Linked DNA regions of Homo sapiens: region 1 is linked to region 2. A link is a contact called in ENCODE Hi-C or POLR2A ChIA-PET data. All regions are on one chromosome and are shown on one strand. Each heading gives the region's core, a stretch centred on a gene start or an enhancer-like site at or near the end of the contact. The rest is flanking DNA. Distances are from core to core; before and after follow the strand shown. Region 1 holds the start of ZNF831 (zinc finger protein 831). Region 2 has its middle 42 kb from the start of SLMO2-ATP5E.

Region 1 (3,696 bases), core at 392-2,891, 79 kb after region 2:
ATCGTTTCTCCCATTCCATAGGTTGTCTGTTTACATTGTTGATTATTTCTTTTGCTACATAGAAACACTTTGGTTTAATTAGGTACCAGTTGTCAATATTTATTTTTGTTGCATTTGCTTTTGAGGACTTAGTCTTAAATTCTTTGTCTAGGCTGACATTCAGAAGAGTATTTCCTTGGTTTTCTTGTAGGATTTTTATAGTTTGAAGTCTTACATTTAAGTATTTAATTCATTTTGGGTTAATTTTTGTATATATTGAGAGGTAAGAGTCCAGTTTCATTCTGGAATTAGAGTGGCACTAATCACTCTATTCAACATTCTTCTGCATATGGTTAGCTAGTTTCCCCAGCACCATTTATTGAATAGGGGGTCCTTTCTTTCACTGTTTATTTTTGTTGACTTTGTTGAAAATCAGTTGGTTTTAGGTGTGCAGCTTTATTTCTGGGTTCTCTATTCTGTTCCATTGGTCTGTGTGTCTATTTTTATACCAATACCATGCTGTGTTGGTTATTGTGGCCTTGTAGTATAGTTTGAAGTCAGATAATGTGATGCCTCTGGCTTTGTTATTTTTGCTTAGGATTGCTTTGGCTATTCGGGCTCCTTTTTGGTTCCATATGAATTCTGGAATAGTTTTTTTCTAATTCTGTGAAAAATGACATTGGTAATTTGATAGGAATAGTGTTGAATTGCTTTGAGCAGTATGGACATTTTAATGATATTGAGTCTTATAATCCATGAGCATGGAGTGTTTTATCATTTGTTTGTTTTCTTTCAGTAGTATTTTGTAGTTCTCCTTGTAGAGATCTTTCACCTCCTTGGTTAGATGTATTCCTAGGTGTGTGTGTGTGTGTGTGTGTGTGTGTGTGTGTGTGTTGCTATTGTAAATGGGATTGTGTTCTTGATTTGGCTCTCGGCTTGAACATTACTGGTGTATAGAAATGCTACTGATTTTTGTACATTGATTTTTGTATCCTTAAACTACTGAAGTCATTCATTGGGTCTAGGAGTCTTTTGGTGGCAACTTTAGGGTTTTCTAGATATAGAATCATATCATCAGTGAAGAGAGATAACTTGACTTCCTCTTTTCCTATTTGGATGCCTTTTATTTCTTTCTCTTGCCTGATTGCTCTGGCTAGGATTTTCAGTACTATGTTGAATAGAGTGATCAGTGCCATATCTTAAAAATAAAACCTAATTCAAACAAATCCATGTTGAACAAAATATCACCATTTTACATAAAGACAGCATCGCAGAAATCTTTCACTGGGACCTCCCACCATAGTCAATTGCAGTGGAAATGCTCATTCTGGGCCCTCAGGAACCTCTGGGGTTACATGTGGAGGTTCTGCAAACACTTGTTCCATCCACATCTCCAGGAAAACGACCACCTAGGCTCTAATTCTTAAACTTGCCTGCACAGAACAACCTCATCTCTAATGCAATGTTTTTTTGCACACCTACATTTCTGGGCAGCAAGCTCTTTATAGGTTGTTAGGTCAATAGTAACAATTACTAAAGAGCTGAGCGGTGGCTCTTTTTTTTTTTTTTTCGTGTCTGCTTCTATCTCTTCCTGTTTTCTAAGGGTTGCTACCGTGACGTTAGGTAATGTATAGGAAATAATTTACTTCCTATTTCTGGGCCATACCAAGTTTTATCTCTGCTTGAGTCTCTTCCAGGTTGCTTGAAATGGTGCTTTTCTCAGTTAAACGTGGACTTGACATAAAGGCCAAGCCACAGGAGGCTGCCCTCTTTTATTTTATTTTATTTTCTAAGGCTCAGGGAGCATCTCTCCGTTCTCTGAGATGCTGCCTGCAGAGTAGGAACTGGGAGAGAACACTAAAATGCCCTCTCAGCAAAGAGTAGCGAGCTCCCTACAGAGAGTGAGAGCACGGGCTCTTGAGCTCATCTCTTCTCTGTGGGGCCAGCCCAGTGGTCCTTTCTGGACCTGTGGGTGTCTTCTCTGGGCAACCAGATCATTGTGTTTGAATCAGAGCATCATTGGCTGAAAACACTCCACTGTTTATAAAGGTATGTAACATGCTCCATGACATAAGCATATATAAAATGTCAGTTAAAAAAAAACTCTTTTACTCTATGTTCTTAATGATATATTTATCTTCAAGCACGCAGTTAAAGGGAAAATGCTACGTAAAACTGTGTGTGACCCAGTTCAAGTAATTCTCTCATGTGCTTAATACTGCTGTTGCTTTTGTCAAAATATTTACTACAATTCAAAATGGCTGTCAGAAACCAGGTCCACAATCCATGTTCTACTAAACAGAAAAACATTTATAAGAAAATTTATTGCTTTATAAACTGTTTTTTTTCCCAGTGATGAACCTAATTAAACTGAAAGTGTGAATTGGTTAGAACATATTAGCCCAAGTATGTGTGGTATATATATACACATATATATGTATGTTTTATTAGGCCAAGTTTTTTATTTGTATATAATATAATTGAAATATCAAGGTATTTGATAGAGCTACTATTTATAGCAATTCTACTGATCAGCCACCCAAGGGTAGCATTTTTCAATGAGATTTACAAGGGCCAATAGTCCATGTATTTATACACATATCTGACTTCCCAGTATCCAAAATAGCAAAGAGCTGGAGGCTATCTCAGATCAGCCATGGAAGCCATGCTCTGAGAGGTAACGTGTTTCTCCTTTCCCGTAGCAAATCTTTCTGTAAGAATGAAACCAGAGATGTTATCTACCAAAATGCAACGAGGGACAGGATGCAACTTAGAAAAATGGTAACATTAGCTGACTGGGAAAAACAGAATCAACGTCAGGGCCAGTTTAAAATAATATGCCTTTTAACCACCCTCGCTTTATTGCCCCAGCTAAGAGCAAGTATTTAGGACCATAGGCTAATATTAATCAGAGAGAACACTTAGGTTCTGTGGCAATGTTGGGGTCTGTGAGATTTGCTTCCTTAGCTGTGCTTCCGCTGGGAAGCTGGGGAGGGTTGGTCCTGAAGGAGGAGTGCCATGTGAGCAGGGTTACCCAAAAGCACCTGCCTAGGGGAAATGGGCTCACTATCAGGCGCCGTGGAGTTACCAGCTAGAGAGACTTTTCTCCTGGTAGAGACCATGAACATCATGTAAGCAGAGAACCAAGACTGTAAAAGGGAGGTAGGGTAGGCTGTTTGGTTAGGGGAGTGGGGCAGGAACAGACACAGGGAGAGTCTACCACGTCTGGACAAATCACATCTATGGTTTTATCCAATCCTTTGAACAAATGAACATGAGCCCCACTTTTCAGATAAGGAAAACACAGCATGGAGAGTTTAAGTGACTTATTCCAGGTTACAGGGTTTATAGGTAGCAGAGCAAAGGTTCAAAGACAGGTCTTATCTCCAGGGTCTGGGAACTTTACCCACCATGCTGCCTGTCTGGGTGTGGCATGGCAGGGAAGGCTGAGTTATGCTGGAAGGTCACACTCAGGGATTTCTGCAGAGTGACTTTGGGGCATAGGTAGGAAGCTTGTTCTCAGTACTGGCTTGTTACCAAGTGAGAGATCTTTGTATGTTTTCATTGCTTTCCTTGTAGTTCCTTTTTTTTTCTTCTTTTTTTCTTTTTTGGAGCTGTAATCTCGCTCTGTCACCCAGGTTGGAGTGCAGTGGCATGATCAGCTCACTACAACCTCTACCTTCTGGGTTAAAGCGATTCTTCTGCCTCAGCCTCCTG
Region 2 (3,773 bases), core at 913-3,412:
AAGTGGCTCCACTGTGCTATTCAAAGACTTCAGCCTCTTAGTTGAGATAATATTGAGGTAATTACAGTAACATAATTAAGTTATGTGACTTTGGAATGCACTAAAAAGAAATATACTTAAAAGAAATAGCATGTCAAGAAAATAAGCCAACCTACTGCATTTAAATAATCCTTTAACAAAATGTAATTTGCTTAAAATCCTTAATAAGAGCTCATTCTTTTATTCATAAAGTATATCAAAATGTGATCAATTTTCCTATAATGAAATAAAATCTGATATTTGTTTACTATTTTTTACTACTATTTCAAGTTGCTGTTAAAAGAAAGCTACCCAAATGAAAATATCTGTATTTTCATCCTTTAAGAAAACTTGGTAAAAACGAAAAATTTCAAAACAGGGAATCATGTGACTATGAATTGCATGACATTAAAAAAAATGGAATTATTCTATGAAAGAATGAGCTTTCACTGCATTTCAAAAAATTTCAGTTTTCCTGCTTCTATAGTTACTTTAATTCTTTCAGGTTCTCTCTGTAAACACAATTGCTTGTCTAGATGTTACTAATTGTTATCATGAAGGTTCCCTTCTGATCTCACCTAATTTTCTTTCCTATTAGCAGAGGCTGATATTCATTCATCCAAAAAGTATTTGAGGAGTGTCTACCACATTCCAGACCACATGCTCAGAGCCTGGTGGACTGAGCATCACTGGCCCTACCCTCAGGCCATAAATGGGCTGTCCAGTGCCGAGAATAGCAGTGCCTCACAGGCATTTGGTACATATGCATTGAATATTGGCCTTAGGAGGAGGGATCAGGGTGAACCTGTGTGTACACATTACAGCCTCTCCCAGGGTTGTGGGTTGTCCATGTGAACTTGGGCATTATTACATCATGGCAGGTGGATAAGGGCTAACATCCATTGAGCATCCACTGAATTCTGGGCAGAACGCTGAACGCTTTACTTGCACTAGGTGATTCACATCCCATTGATCTAGGGACTACCATCACCACACTCTACAGATGTGAAAACTGAGGCCCAAGGCAGTTAAATATATTACTTGCCTGGGGTCACACGTAGTGAAATCTGGCGATTGCATCTTCCTGCCAAGGGCATGGAGAAAGAGGAAAGTGATAAAGACCAGAGGTGTGTTCTTGGGAATGCCCTCCAACTAGGGGAAGAGGGGACAGGACAGCAGAGCGGCAGGAGAAAGGGCATGGAGGGACTTCCTAAATTCCTATATGTTCAATGAATTACGAGGATGCTTCAAGAAAAGCTGGCTCACAGGAAGTTTGGGCTGGACGGGAAGGAGGGCCCAGAAGCACTTGGTATCTAGGAACTGGGGGCCTTCCAAGGAGTACCTTCAGCTACATGGGTAGGATATGGCTGAGTTCCTGGGCCTAAGAAGGCGGCTGAGCTATGGAGGCAAGGTGTTTTTCCCAAAAGGCTTGGAGTGGCGGGCGTGAATCCGCTTAGAGGGATGTCTTGAGTCGGGAGAGAATCCAGGCAAGAATTGCTTCAGGCCAGGATGAGTTAGCAGAGAGGCTGAAGACATTTGAGAGCTGAAGGCTGGAGAAAGCTCCGAGAGGAGCTGAGAGACAGGGCACAGTGACCCCCAGCTCAGCAGAGGGCAGGGGAAGGAGACTTTTGGCTCCAATGGGGAACTGAAGAAGACATCTGAGTAAAATATTAGGCAGTGTGATCTGGCGTGAGGCGGGAGATGAGGTGGGCAGGCAAGACTCAGCATGGCTGAATGGGCAGCTTGATGGCCCAGGCACATGCTGGCTCCTTTGTCATTCCAGAGGGTGACTTTCTGTTCCAGGCTAGTGATGCCATTTTTTCCCCATTCACGGTAGTTTCATAAAGTTCTCTTTTAAAATAAACCTATTTAGATAAAATAAATAAATCCATTAAGGGAAGAGGAAAGCAAATAATGGTACAGATGGTGCAGGGATGTGGCAAAAATTGTGAAGGGGTGTGGGTGAGTGAAGATTGGACAACATTGCATACAGGAGCACATTTCCTAGTTAAAAATCATTTAAAATTTAATTAAAAAAAATTTACAGTTAATTGCTTCACCTGCAATGCTGGAAACTGTCTAGGTGGGACCGAATCTGAGCCAAAACCAACACCCGCCCAGGGAGAAGAGGGTTGAGTCCTTGGCAGGGGTTCCCGGCTGTTCTTGGCAGAGAATGTGGCCTGGAGAAGCTGTCCAGCTGGCTCGAACATGTGGATTTGCAGCTGTACACTCAAACCGGGTTCCATACTATTTTTTTTTAATGAACTAGTTACCCTTGTTTCAGTGCCCCATTAAAATGTTTTTGGGCTGGGTATGGTGGCTCATGCTTTTAATCCCAGCATTTGGGAAGGGTGAGACAGGAGAATCGCTTGAGCCCAGGAGGTCGAGGCTGCAGTGACCCTTGGTCACATTGCTGCACTCCAGCCTGGGCAACAGAGTGAGACCCTGTCTCAAAAAAACAACAAAAAAAATGAGGTTTATGAAATGCTTTTCATTATGAGGATTAGAAATACTTGGATTTTCTCTGTAATGAGAATTATGAAACCAGTTGGGCCACTCAGCCTCTCTAGCCTGGGCAACAGAGTGAGACCCTGTCTCAAAAAAATATATTTTTTTGCCTCACGCCTGTAATCCCAGCACTTTGGGAGGCCAAGGTGGGTGGATCATGAGGTCAAGAGATCAAGACCATCCTGGTCAATATGGTGAAACCCCGTCTCTACTAAAAATACAAAAATTAGCTGGGTATGGTGCCACGTGCCTGTAGTCCCAAGCTACTCAGGAGGCTGAGGCAGGAGAATCATTTGAACCCAGGAGGTGGAGGTTGCAGTGAGCCGAGATCGTGCTATTGCGATCCAGCCTGGTGACAGAGTGAGACTCTGTCTCAAAAAAAGAAAAAAAAAATTTAATGCTCCTGTTCAGGCAATATTTTGTTTTGTCTTACTCTATAACTTCAAGGCATTTCAAAAGAAAATTAAAAATCTTTGCTCTAATGGGCTAAGAAGCAAAGGAAATGGACTGATAGGGTTTGATCTGACGGTGTCCTCTATGGCCAACATCATTGCGTCTCTGCTGAGAACCCATAGCCTTTTTTGATTCTGGGCACTGAGACATAAACAAGACCTAAAGACAAATGCCAGCTTCTTATTAGATTTTAACCTTTCTTTCAGATTTTCTTTGGAATACTGAATGGACTAATCAATTTTCCTATTTTCATTCTAGAAACTCAAATAGTACTTGCCAGGTAGAGATGAAAAGACAGTAGGTTCCAGAACCCTTTCTTTCTTCTAGGACATACACGGGGCACACAAGCAGTTTTATAAGTTACAAACATATGCAGAGAATAAAATTTTAACATAAAAGAAAAGTGTGAAATGCCTCATAACATTAACTTTTATTCATGTATGGAGAAAAATCACTATTTCCCCCTATTTGCTTCATTTAAAAATTTCCTCCAGTGAAATACAATTAGTTGCTGAAAAAAGGTAACCCTAGGAACAAAATGCTGTGCACCTGTGTCTTCTAGACTTTCAGTGGTGTTGCTGTGCCACCCTCAGCTGTCAGGTCAAAGATTAGTTAGGATGAAACTTTTCTGGGGCAGAATGAATGCATAATTGCATTTAAAAATGAATCTGCTTGATACTCAAGATTACTTGCCTGCTCCATCCGTGAGATTCATAAAGAAATTAGGTCACTCAGTAGGACATAAGTTCAAAATTAAGACATTCCAATTTATCATGAGGACAAAGTACAGTTTC

The links. A loop is a pair of places that touch in the nucleus more often than their neighbours do. ChIA-PET counts read pairs that join two places held with the same protein, here RNA polymerase II (POLR2A). Pooled maps may share reads with other maps.
Region 1: a loop to region 2 is called in a map of CD4-positive, alpha-beta memory T cell, with 2.9 times the contacts of the local background. The contact joins the promoter of ZNF831 here to the enhancer-like site in region 2. A Hi-C loop is called at or near these places in 10 of 168 maps with a recorded cell type or tissue (A673, CD4-positive, alpha-beta memory T cell, CD8-positive, alpha-beta T cell and 5 more), 3 of 37 single-sample maps with no recorded cell type and 17 of 50 pooled maps. POLR2A ChIA-PET finds 5 or more read pairs at or near these places in 14 of 52 experiments (CD4-positive, alpha-beta T cell, CD4-positive, alpha-beta memory T cell, CD8-positive, alpha-beta T cell and 9 more).

Annotation. Positions count from the first base shown.
Region 1 is chr20:59,162,180-59,165,875 of GRCh38, forward strand. ZNF831 (zinc finger protein 831) reads left to right here and starts at 1,642. Exons shown (of 6, transcript NM_178457.3): 1 at 1,642-2,028.
Region 2 is chr20:59,082,474-59,086,246 of GRCh38, forward strand. No RefSeq gene overlaps it. Among named protein-coding and RNA genes, the nearest start is that of SLMO2-ATP5E, 42 kb to the left of the region's middle. Within about 2 kb of position 2,163, at least 3 of the 41 ENCODE cell types and tissues checked have a DNase peak (open chromatin) inside an H3K27ac peak, as active enhancers do.